Regions from separate parts of the Homo sapiens genome. Here region 2 is linked to region 1. Evidence: chromatin loops called from intact Hi-C (ENCODE). Cell type or tissue: mammary epithelial cell. All regions are shown on one strand. Links, peaks and the distances in the headings refer to the core of each region. The heading gives the core; the rest is flanking DNA.

Region 1 (7,433 bases), core at 1,223-6,222:
ATCAAATGGGGAACAAACCTGGGTTAGGTCAGTTTTGCTTATCAGCGGGTGGCAGGTGAATTCAGAATGTTCTTCAGTGGTGTTACATTTCTCTGGGGACATTACTGATCACAGACATTTGGATTTTATACTTTTTGTCTCTGGTTATGGAATGAAAGGTTAGACCTCTTGAAGGATGTCAAACATCATTGACTAGTAGGTGGGGGAGGTTTAGGGAAAAGAGTAGAGGCAGGTGTTCCAGAAACCACACGGTGTGATCAGTTAGGACTGAGCTGGCTGCCTATAGCAGAAAGCCCCAAACAACTATGCCTTAAACTCTCAGGGGCTATTTTTCTTTTACACACAGACACACAGACACACACACCACACACACACACATACACACACACAATCTGTATGAAGGCAGGCCAGCATTGGCATGGTGGCCCCATGAACATCCTGGACCAGCCTTCCCTCATCTTTCCACTCCACCATCCTTGGCAAAAGTCACCATCTTCAAGGTTGCTTCTTGGTCTAGGATGGCTGCTGGAGTGCTGGCCATCATGTCCACATTCCAGTTAACAGAAAGAAGGAGGTGAGGGGGGTTGCACCTAACACATTCTGCAAGGGAGGTTGAGAAATTGACTCATCAACTGGGTACAATGCCCAGTGTCCCACTCATAAAAAAACGAGGAATGGATATTGAGTAGATGCCTAGAAGTCTCTGCCACATATGACTTACTTGTAAGAGTAGCCCATAAGGCCTGGATTGGTCCTGTTAGGGTGACTCTCACCAGGGTGGTGAAAGGGTGTTATGAAAGGTCTCATCTCAGTTCGCCCCCACAAGCCCGGTGGCTCTGCAAAGCTGGAGACCTCATCCCACAGGCGTTTCCGTGGGGTCACTGCACCTGTTCAGAGCAGCATATGTCTTGTGGTGGCACTGGCCTTTCATTCCAAGAACTCACATCTCCTCTGCCTGCATGAAGGCCTGCCCAGTGGGTTCCTTCCCCCCAGTATTTTCCTCTTGGCTTTCTAGCCACATTCCTTCTCACCTTCCCCCTCTCTGCTCCTGGACTCCCGGTGGCCAGAGATTCCGAGCCTCCCTTGTTATGTCTTCTCCTTTGTTTATTCACCTGAAATCCGTGCTTCACCTTCCTGCCCAGGCCCTGCTGAGGCCCACAGCCATGAGTCCCCAATTCCTCCAGCCTCTCTGGAGTCCAGGACCCTGGGGATGGGGAGCAGGAAGGCGCTATACATGGGACCCCCAGTGAGGAGGGAAGTGTAAGAGAAACCCTGCTGTGGGGAGTGGTGTGCCTGGTGTTTGCTTCAGGGTATGAGGTAGGTCAAACTGTCCACCATGAGTTGATATTAATCATAGTTGCTGGAGAACCAAACCTGATCTAGTCTCATTTGGAGATTGCAATGCCGTTGGGGCCGGGCTCTGCTTCCACCCTGTTGATTCCGTGGAATCTTGGTGTTCCCCTTGTAGGAGGAAACTGAGTCAGATGTGGTTGCTCCCTGCCTCCCCCAGGCTCAAGTACCCACATCACCCTCAGCATGGACCTGTCTATCCGTGTGTCATTAATACCAGTGCTTGCTTGATGGCAGATGTAGTGATTTTCCTGTGTCCTGGATCTTCACAGTCTGCTGTTCTGTGCAGGATCCCCATCTATTTGCAACTTTGAAAAAGAGTGGAAGCTTTGATGGGTGAACAAGGCTTAATGGCGAAGGGCCTTGGACACCTGGGCCAGGAGTTTGAACTTCACTATGAGTGTGTTCTGCCCACTCACCCCGTTCTTCGCCTGTATGGGGTGACTTCTCTCAATTTCTTACTTGCTAGAGCCTGACGTAGGAACAACCCAGGCAAGATTTTTGTTTAGCCCTTGCACCAATCTTGATCTAAGAAGCTAAACTCAGAAAGTTGTTTCCATCTGCTAAGGTGACCAAGAAAGGGTGTGATCTAAGATCAAAGGGAGAGAGGTGTCTGTGGATCTGAGGCTCCCCAGTGCAGCCTCCCTGTTTGGGGAGTGGAGGGTGGAGTTAAGGGTGGTCTCGAAACTGACATTGCACACCCCACTTAGCATTCATGGCCTCCCTGGCATCACCAGGTAACATTGTGAAAACCAAGCCCATGGAGGGTGCTGGGAGATATTTCCAACCTCACAGCACATACCAGCAAATGGGGACTCGGCAGTACAATCTCTAAGCCAGGCTCAAAGGAGTCAGTCTGTACAAAAGCTTATATTATCAAAGCCTCCTCCACATTGCACAGTCTTTTCTAATGTGTTCCCAGCTCAGGCCCCAGCCCACCAGTTAATTACCCCAAAACCCCACACCCCATGCTAAGCAGGGAGGTCCATTACCAAGAGAGGCCAAGGAAGGGGGTTGATGGTGTTTTGGGGGTGAGGGCGGGAGTTTATCTGATGATCATAGGTTCTGCTTGGGAACTGTTGGTACCTTGGGTATTCAGCACCAGCCAAACAACTCTGAAAATCACTCTCTCTGGGTCAGAGTGTGCCAAGAGGCACAGGTATCCTCCTAAATATCCCCCATTAAAGCAACGGGACACATAGAGCAACAGTCGCGTGGAGTCCACGTAGCTCATACGAAGCAGCTTCTGATTCTAACTGTAGCACAATCCTAAAATGAGACTAAGGCACACGAATATAGATGTTAGAGACTGCTCCTCATCCTAGAGACAAGAGGAGACGAAGGAGCTTCAAGGAGAAGGTTGTCAACAGTACCAAGCACTCCAAAACAAAAGTTCAAGCAGCGTGAGGATGAGGTTGGGCCGTTGGGTATGGGGACGGGGAAAATGTTGCCAAGCTTCAGGAGAGCAGGGTCAGGAGGGCAGAGGGGTTGGAAGCCAATGGCTGGGCGTGTTGGAAGAAAGCTGATGTGGAGGGAGAGCGACGTCAGAGTCTACTGCTTCCTGGAGTATGACCGCCTGGATGTCCTTGGTCAACAGAGGCAGAAGTGGCGGTGAAGAAATGGGGTCAGCGGGGTGTGGGTTAATGTTAAAAGCATTAAACAGTAAAAGAAAAGAGAAATAAGGTCAAGAGAAGATTTTGCGTATCTATGTGTTTTATGGTCAGGGAGATGGGGAATATCTGTTTGTCTCCGCTATGGTAGCTATGGTATTATGTAGAGGTGGTTGGAGAGCGGGTGAGGATCTCTTCTCTGTAATGCACGTGAGTGGCCACCAGATGGTGTCCCAAGTCCTGATGTAATAGCCACTGTGTCAAGGACTTATCTGGCAAAATGGACCAAACGTTAACTTCTAAATATGCGATGATTACATAAAGTAAACATCACGCAAAAGGCCAAAAATCAAAGCAATTAGGTCCCAAGTTAGAAGAGCATTATGTGGTAATTTTCTGCCTTTTACTAAAGGAACCTCACAGCCTTTCTATTTATAGCTGTCTTTAAACCCCAACCCCCGCCCTACCCCGCCCCCGAGACTTGCACTTCTGAGGGGACGTCCTGCAGGTTCCCAGCTCAGTCCCAGTTCAGAGTGGCCCTGCTCTCGATGGGGACTGCCCTGGGCCTATTTCCAAGCTATGACAAGAAGGCGACCCACCCCGCTGGGTCCCCAGCCCCTGCTCTGTGAGGGAGTGAACTCCCGCTTTCTGTTTCATCTCCTTGTCATGGTGGAAACAGAACTGAATGCACACTGTAAAGCGACTACTGTGCACAACAGAGTCAAGCTGCAGAAACAAAAGGAAAACCTTTGGTGTGTTTCTTCTCAGCATTTGGAAGTCAGAGGAGACAGAGAGGGGGAAGGGCCAGGGAGAAAGGGGATGCGGGCTGGGAGAGGAGCCTGGGATGCAGATGCCTCAGAGCACGGAGGACGCCAGGCCAGACCACAGTCCTTCCCGATCCCCGGACTCCAGGCAGAGACGGGGAGGTGCAGGTGGGGAAACTCGAAACCCACTGCCTGGCTGGAGCTAAGGCAAAGTGGATGGGCTGAGAGGTGCCTGGCATAGCGGGAAGGCACCCCGGACCGGGAGAGGGGGCAGCGGCAGGGACCGAGGAGTAGCCCTGCGGCACAAGACGGGGCAGCCTCCTGGGCCCAGGTTCTGCCTCCTGCGATGCTCCGCCTCCCAGTCTCTGAAGAGAGAAACTTTAAGTTGGTCAAGCCATGGTGGGGCCTGGGAATCATAGACTGTTAAAGGCCTCAGAGGCCACGGATCTAATCTGGCCCTTCCCAGGAGAAACTGAGGCCCAGGGCTAAAGTGACCTGGCCAAGGCCACGCAGAAGAGCTGGAATAGAACTCAGGCTTCCGACACGGGCTCTCACCCTGGATCTCTTTCTCTCCAGCTAGGCTGCCTCCAAGCCTGGAGCCGGGACCTGAGCCACAAGGGGAGTGGAAAGCTCTTAGGAAGGGAGGGCAGTCAGAGAGGCCACGGGAATCCAGAGGACAGCGAGGCCCAGGACCGAGTTTTGGTGTTGGAGGTGGAGGTGGGGATATGACTCGTGAGGTGTAAAAGGACGCATAGAAGCAAACTGCTAGGCACCCTGGAGGGTCCACAGAACAGCTTCTCTGCAGGTTCGCCTGAGCTCCATCCGGGAATTTCCAACCTGATTGTCCAGTGCTTGGCTCCCCACGAGGCACACGGACGATGCTGAAGGAACTGATCAGCCCATGAACTCTTTTCTTCTTGACCCACAGGGATCTCCTACCAGAGACTGGTGAGGGCTGAGCAGGGCCTGCCCATCAGGAGTCACCGCAGCTCCACCGTGTGAGTGCTCTTGGGGGACGGAGAAACAGTGGGGAGGGAGTTTGGGACCCCTGCACTGTTCCACCTTCACCCTCCTCCCCCACTCAAACATCCAGTGCCCCCACCCCCTGTCCACCCCAGCCAGCAACAAACAGGCTTCCAGGGAACTGGGAACCCCCTGGCACTGCTGGTGATATTTTGTGTCCAGGTGTGTTTTTCTAGGCTGACGGTCTTTCACCAGATTCTTAAAGAGGTCTGTATCAATTATGCCAGGTGTTAGGCACACAGTTCCCCCACTTTCATTATTTTCAGATGAGGAACTGGAGGTCAGAGAGGTCAAGCAACTTCCCCAAGGTCACACAGCGAGCAAGGGTACGAGCCAGAATTTAACCCTCAGGCTTATTCAGAAGCCCATGATATTTCCACAATCTCCTTCTGTCTGTTACTAAAACAGTGTTTCCAAACTTTTTTGACCAGGACCTATAAGAAAAATCCATTTTATATGACAGCCTGATACACAAACACACACACACACACACACACACACACACACACACACAGCTGAAATGAAATGTATCCTGGTTACATAGGATGAGCTCTGTTCTATTCTATTTCATTTAAGAAACAAATTTGGCTCCCCAGATGATTTCATTACCCACTCCTGTGTCCTGACCTGCAGTTTGAAAAGCACTAGAGAGGGGGTGCCCATTAGGAGGACCCTCTGCAGGCCTTGAAGAGTTGGGTGCTGTCTCACCTTGACATGTTGGGAGCCCAGGGACCCCGGCCTTCACCACCTCAGAAATTATAGGCCCCCGGCCCTCCTCATTCCCAGCCCCAGGGGTTCACTTCCCACTCACTCCCCTGAGCAACACTTCTTGACTTCCCTCTAGGTGAAAACAAACACAAACAAAATGATAGATGTTGAGACAGAGGGAAAGGATGCTAAAATGTTGTAGTTTAGTAAGTAAATAAGATTCCTCTGGGGGAGCTGGGGCAGGTGGGCTGATGAAGAATCATCAAAGCCCTTTAGACCTTTATTCGGACTCCAGGCACCATCCTAAGCATGGTTACATGTGCTGACTCATTTAATCCTCACGTTAACCCCGTGAGAAAGGGATTTTTCACATAAGGGAAGTGAGGCACCGAGAGATTTGTAGAAAGAGCTTACAGTTGGGAGATGGTCTCACTTTCATTATCTGTAAATTGAGAATGATGATAAATTCTTCGGGAGAGAAATTATGCAAGCTGGTGAGGGCAGGGGCTCGGCTGGGCTCGTTACAAGGTTGTAAGGGGCTGCTTATACAAGCCCACCTCCTTTTTCTTACAGATAGAGAAATCAAAGTGAGTTTCTTCCCAAATGATGGGGACTTTGACAGAGACTAGTCCTGTCTCTGCCCTGTCCCCGGGCACCGACGTCCCCAGAGTGTGGAGGGAATGCTGCCCTGCGTGGTGCTCCTTTGCACTGGGTTTAAACGCAGTGTGGAATTGAGAGAGCAAGAGCTCTCATCACATGCAGCTCATACTAAAGCATTTATGGATACAAAGCCGCCATGGCTCGAATTTGCTTCGAGGTCATGCAGTGATGGAGGGGTTGGCATGGGGGAAGTGAGAACAGCCGTGCGTTGTTAACTGTAAACAGAGTGATCAGCGCCTCAGAGCCCACGATTCTTTTAATTTGGGGTATGTTTGAAAGTTTCCATAGTAGCCGGGCGCGGTGGCTCACGCCTGTGATCCCAGCACTTTGGGAGGCCGACGCGGGTGGATCACGAGGTGAGGAGTTCAAGACCAGCCTGGCTAACACATTGAAACCCTGTCTCTACTAAAAATACAAAAAAAAAAAAAGTTAGCTGGGCGTGGTGGCGGGTGCCTGTAGTCCCAGCTATTTGGGAGGCTGAGGCAGGAGAATGGTGTGAACCCGGGAGGCGGGGCTTGCAGTGAGCTGAGATCGTGCCACTGCACTCCAGCCTGGGTGACAAGAACAAGACTCCGTCTCAAAAAAAAAAAAAAAAGAGAAAGGTTCCATAATAAAGAAATGTAAACACTGGCACCAAGAGGGAATCTGGGTATCCATCGGGAAGGGAGGTAGCAGTGGCCAGGCACACAGTCCCCTCCCAGCCAGTGAAAGCCTGTATCATGGCTTTGGGCTGATTAGAAAAGGTGTCCCTCATAAGCTCAGGAAGAAGATGCACTCTGACTTGGCATCCCCTCCTCCGGGCAGATGCAGCCCCACGGCACGAGGAATTTCATGTCCCGCTCGCCCCAGACCACACTGCACAGCACCACGTTGCTGTCCAGCTCCCCCTGAAAACTGATCGCTTGGCTTCAAGTCACCTTGCCTAAAATATGATCCTCATTTGAGTAATCTTGCATCCACTCAGCTGTCTCATAGGAAAAAACGTTTATATAAAAATTAAGTAAATTTAGTTTTAAAGAATTAAGTTCAATTTTGAAAAGATCTTTGAAAACAACAGCTGAAAAATGCTCAGCAGTGAACCCCACGCTTTCCCCTGGAAACCTGGACCCTGGAGCTGTTGCTTCTGTCCTGGCCTCCTGTGGTCACCTCCTCGAGCTCTGCCTGGGCTTGAGGAGGCCCTGGTCTCAGTGGAGCTGAGCACCAGCAGGCACGAGGGGGGTGGCTGCACTGTGGCATGCTGCGCACCCCTGGGTGCCATAGCCGGTCCCCTGTGTCCCCAGCACCGTGCTGCTGCTGAACCCAGTGGAAGTGCAGGCCG
Region 2 (5,000 bases), core at 1-5,000, 110 kb after region 1:
GGTCAACTGACTTAGTTGCCCATGGTTGCGACTATTAGATGGTAGAGCCATGGTTTGAACCCATATCTGGCTGCTAGAAATCCACGGTTGTTCCTCTGAAGACTATGGGGCCTCTAGAAGAGAAGATTTGACTAGCCAATGGAGAGGACTGAAAGCTTTTAACTCTTGCCTGTTGCGAAGTGAACAATGAGTCTGAGTTGGTGGAGATTATGGGTGCTGAGACATTTGTTTTGGACAGACCACCACAACATTCCAGGCAAGAAGAGGCTGCATCCCAAAAGGTATGAGAATCAAATGACAACATAGTATGTGTATTGGAATTTCAAAAGTGGAATCAACAAGACAGCCCTTGGTTGTTTATTGGATAATGGGGCCGCGGGGATCAACGAAGAAGGAGTATCAAGGATCGTGGATGATTTTGTAATTTTGAACCCATGTGATGAGGAGGAAATTCTGCAGAAATGGCAGAGCCCGGGAGCCCATGAAGCCATCCATCCAAAACCTGAAACCAAAGCTCAGATCATAAGAATTATAGACAATACAGGCCGGGTGCGGTGGCTCACGCCTGCAATCCCAGCACTTTGGGAGGCCAAGGCCGGCGGATCATGAGGTCAGGAGATGGAGAGCATCCTGGCTAACACAGTGAAACCCTGTCTCTACTAAAAATACACACACACACACACACACACACAATTAACCAGGCGTGGTGGCGGGTGCCTGTAGTCCCAGCTACTCAGGAGGCTGAGGCAGGAGAATGGCGTGAACCCGGGAGGCGGAGCTTGCAGTGAGCTGAGATCGCGCCACTGCACTCCAGCCTGGCAGCCTGGGCGACAGAGCGAGACTCCTTCTCAAAGAAAAAAAAAAAGAATTATAGACAATACAGCAAAAACTCCTCATCTGCTAGCTTCCTTCTACAATTGCTGACTGTCACTGAGACCAGAAGCCCTGCCACTTGGTGATGTTTGTGATGTGGAGCAAAGCAGAAGGCATGCTCAGCATCCACTGGCTTTCCACAGCCATGTTCATGAAACCTTTATCTTTTTGCTAGCCTGGCTGTGAAATGGCTTGGAGACATGAGGCTCCACTGGACTGAAGTTCTTTCCAATCCTGGGAGCCTGCGGTGCACGACAGAAACGTGACTGGTGAGGTGTTGCTGTGGTTTGAATATTTGTCCCCTCCAAAACTCATGTTGAAATTTAATCCTCTATGTGACAGTATTGAGAGGTGGGACCTTTAAGAGGTGAATGGTTCATGAGGATGCTGCCATCATGGATAAGTGAATGGGTTAATGAATTAATGGGTTATTATAGGAGTGGGGCAGGTGGCTTTATAAAGAGAGAGACCTGAGCTAGCATGCCTAGCCCCCTCGCCACGTGAGGCCCTGCAACACTTCGGGACTCTGCAGAGAGTCCTCAGCCTGAAGGCCCTCACCAGATGTGGCCCCTTCACCTTGGACTTCTCAGCCTCCGTAACTTTAAGAACTAAATTCCTTTTCTTTCTAAATTACCCAGTTTCAGGTATTCCATTATAAGCAACAGAAAACGGACTAAGACAGTTGTCATCTGCTACAGAAGTAAAACTTAAAATATGACCCCTGGGCAAGTCACTTACCCCACTGGGTCTCAGCTCCCATGTCTGAAAAATGAGGGCCTTGGTCTCTGTGACCTTCTAAGTTTGTGCCTCTCGGCCTTGACGTGATTCCCTCCTTTGGGCCAAGGGCACACCAGCCCTTCTCACCCTGCAGAATAGCATAGCATTCTGGAACCCGAGAGATGCTGGGGCCTGGAATGAAGGTTCATCTCCTTCCCCAGAACCTGGCAGAAAGTTCCTGGTCTGTGTGCAGAAGGACCACATTGAGCCAAGACACCAGCCCTATAGGCCAATCGATCTGCCCTCAAAGCCAGGGTCTAGGGAGTGGTGGGATGAGCCAGAGGGGGCAATCTGTGGTGACTGGAACTTGGTGTCTGGTCGAGGCCTGCAGCATGGGGGGCTACTGCGGAAGGCAGAGGTCTGGGTAGGCACCTTCAGGGCGGGGCACCTTCCTATTGGCACTCAACGTTCCCTTTAGCTTTGTTCATGTCGACCCCCATAGGCTGCAGTTTTGGACACTTGCATCCCCTCTGCCCTTTGCAAGGGGCAGGCCACGCTCTTGGGACTGGAAAGCTATTTTCTGCCTCCACACGGGGGTGGAATGGCTGTAAGCGGGGACTGAAGAGGACTTCTGAAAGCAAACCGGGACAGGAAGGGAGAGGATTCGACCAGGGGTTCCGAAGCTCTCCACCAGGGAGCGCCAAACACAAGGGAAAACTAGCGTCCCTCTTCATTGGGCAAACCTGGTCCCTATTCCCTTCCCAAAGCTGCAGCTCAGGATGAGGCCGGCAACCTGAAGGCCCTTTAGTTCTTGGAGCTTGGAATTACAGAAAACCCCGAGGATCAGGTGCTGCTGCTGAGCTGGCTTTGTGAGAGACAGGAGGCGAGGCCAGGGTCTGGGAAAAGGGAGCAGCTGCAAAGGCTTCCAGTGGAATTGGCAGATCAGCCTGGCCAGCCCAGACAGCCTCTGGCAGCCTTTCCTGAGGATATGGACGACCCTGATGCTACTTTTGTCTTGATCAGTGTAAATGTGAAGAAACAGGATAAATAGCTGCATGTACTTTTTGAGTTTCCTAGGGCTGCCGAGGGACCACCTGAGGTCAGAGTCACAATAATAAAACCAATTTCACAGACCCTCACCTCCTGCTCCTCAGCCCCATCCCCTTCCAAGCCTGGCTGCCCAAATCTCATCAGTGTATATTCCAGTGCCTGCAGAGAGAGGCTCACAAGGATTTACAAATAAGTCCTATCTCACCAGGCACTCACTGGATCTCTGTCACCATGGAAGAGATGAGAAGATTCCAAGAAAATTCCAAGACCCTCCACTATCATATCAACATGTTACAATTTTCCTCTTTCAGGAAGCATGTGGCATCCAGAAACAGTGCTTCTTCCTATTGTTCTTGGCAAATTACATCAAAATCTGTGTGCTCTTAGCCCAGAAAAGAGATGACACTTCCAGGAAGGAGAGAATATAGCACCTGCTTTTGGCTAAAGCCCCTCTTCTCCAAGGTTGTACTGGCAGGTTTTCTAAATTTTGATTAGAGAATAGTGAGAAGCTTGCCCTTGGAGAGGTGAGTTAGGTAAGAGAGCTATGATTGGATGTCACCACTGAACCTACCTGAAATGAGGTAAGAGAGTTGGGAATGGATCCCACCAGAGGCCCATCATTTTTATGGCAAGTCATAAGAGGGATCTGAATGTCTCCCCCCATGACAATAGCTGTCCCATCTTGCCTTGGAGCTTGGCTGTCAGCAGCAAATAAACCTCACTGTGTCTGTCCCTGGGACTAGCGAGTCAGACCAACTCAGGGGCTCAAGGTGTTTGGATATTTGAAGAAGTCTTGCCTTCCACAGAAGACCAGAGGTTGTGTGGTGATATCTGAATTTTGCTTAGCATTGTCTTGAACAGGAACTAAAGAAACATTTCAAGAAGAAAACAATTGCTTTTAAAAACTTAACTCTTCTTTGTCATTTGGTGCTCAGAAATCTTTGTCTCATTGCAAACAAAAGAAACTAAGTAAGGGCAGTCTTGGAAAGAAGACGCACCAGGTACCATTACTGCAGTCATACTGAGGCCCACCACCACCACGACTACCACCAATGGAAACGAGAGATGGGGTTCAGATGTGGATGACAAAGATGTGGATGACAAAGGTCTAGCATCAAAGGACAAAATCAACAGAAGTGAAGAGGCAACCTATGGAATGGGAGAAAATATTAGCAAATCATACATCTGATAAGGTGTTAATATGCAGAATATATGAAGAACTCTTAAAACTCAACAACAAAAAAACAAACAACCTGATTTTTAAATGGGCAAAGTACTTAAATAGACATTTCTCTAAAGAAAATATACAAAAGACCAGCAAGCTCATGAAAAGATGCCCAACATCACTAATCATTAGGGACATGCAAACCAAAACCACAATGAGATACCATCTCTCACACTCATTAGGATGGCTGCTATGAAAAACAAACAAAAAACGAACAACAACAACAAAAAAAAAACAGGCCAGGCACTGTGGCTGGCTTGTAATCCCAGCACTTTGGGAGGCCAAGTTGGGCTGATCCCTTGAGGTCAGGAGTTCACCTGGCCAACATGGTGAAACCCAGTCTTTACTAATAATACAAAAATTAGCTGGGCCTGGTGGCACACACCTGTAATCCCAGCTACTCAGGAGGCTGAGGCAGCAGAATCACTTGAACCTAGGAGGCAGAGTTTGCAGTGAGCAGAGATTGGACCACTGCACTCCAGCCTGGGTGACGGAATGAAACTGTGTCTCAAAAAATAATAATAATAATAATAAGTGTTGACAAGGATGGAGAAATTAGAACACTATGAACTGTTGATGGGAAAGTAAAATAGTGCAACCACTATAGAAAACTGTAGGGTTCTTGCTAAAAAAAATTAAAAATAGAATTACCATATGATCTAGCATTCCCATTCCTGAATATATACCCAAAAGAATGGAAGGCAAGGTCTTGAAGAGATATTTGTACATGCATGTTCATAGCAGGATTATTCACAGTAGCCAAAATGTGGAAGTAACCCAAGTGCCTATCAACAGATGAATGGATAAAAAGTGTGGTATATACATACAAAGGAATATCATTCAGCCTTTAAAAGGTTTCAAATGTTTCCTCTGTTCTTTTCTTTTTTTCTTCTCCTGTATTCTCATTACATGTATTTATATGAATAGCTTTTGTAGCTATCCCACAGTCCTAGGATGCTCTGTTTGGTTTTTCTTTTTTAGTCTCTTTGCACTTTGCTTTTTTTTTTTTTTTTTTTTTTTGAGATGCGGTCTCGCTCTTTCACCCAGGCTGGAGTGCAGTGGTGCAATCTTGGCTCACTGCAACCTCTGCTGCCCGGGTTCAAATGATTCTCCTGCCTCAAGCCTCCCAAGTAGC

Evidence for each region. A loop is a pair of places that touch in the nucleus more often than their neighbours do. Peaks named below come from ENCODE experiments on the same cell type or tissue, not always from the same donor. Only the 100,000 strongest peaks of a DNase experiment are listed, where the experiment ranks them.
Region 2: it touches region 1 in a loop (8-fold over the local background); 12 of 110 quality-filtered maps call a loop at or near these places.

The regions. Positions count from the first base shown.
Region 1 is chr17:8,890,875-8,898,307 of GRCh38, reverse strand. It overlaps PIK3R5 (phosphoinositide-3-kinase regulatory subunit 5), which reads left to right. Exons shown (of 19, transcript NM_001142633.3): 6 at 4,653-4,722; 7 at 7,396-7,433. It overlaps LOC124903922 (a long non-coding RNA gene), which reads right to left. Exons shown (of 2, transcript XR_007065613.1): 2 at 6,354-6,520. It overlaps LOC124903920 (a long non-coding RNA gene), which reads right to left and starts at 1,122. Exons shown (of 3, transcript XR_007065611.1): 1 at 1,032-1,122; 2 at 722-887. RefSeq lists enhancers at 3,168-3,367, 3,378-3,447, 5,874-5,983. In mammary epithelial cell, for the core only: a CTCF peak has its summit at 3,177 (motif pointing right); a DNase peak (open chromatin) is centred at 3,187.
Region 2 is chr17:8,783,282-8,788,281 of GRCh38, reverse strand. No RefSeq gene overlaps it. Among named protein-coding and RNA genes, the nearest start is that of MFSD6L, 14 kb to the left of the region's middle. In mammary epithelial cell, for the core only: a CTCF peak has its summit at 2,284 (motif pointing right); no DNase peak of the experiment used is centred there.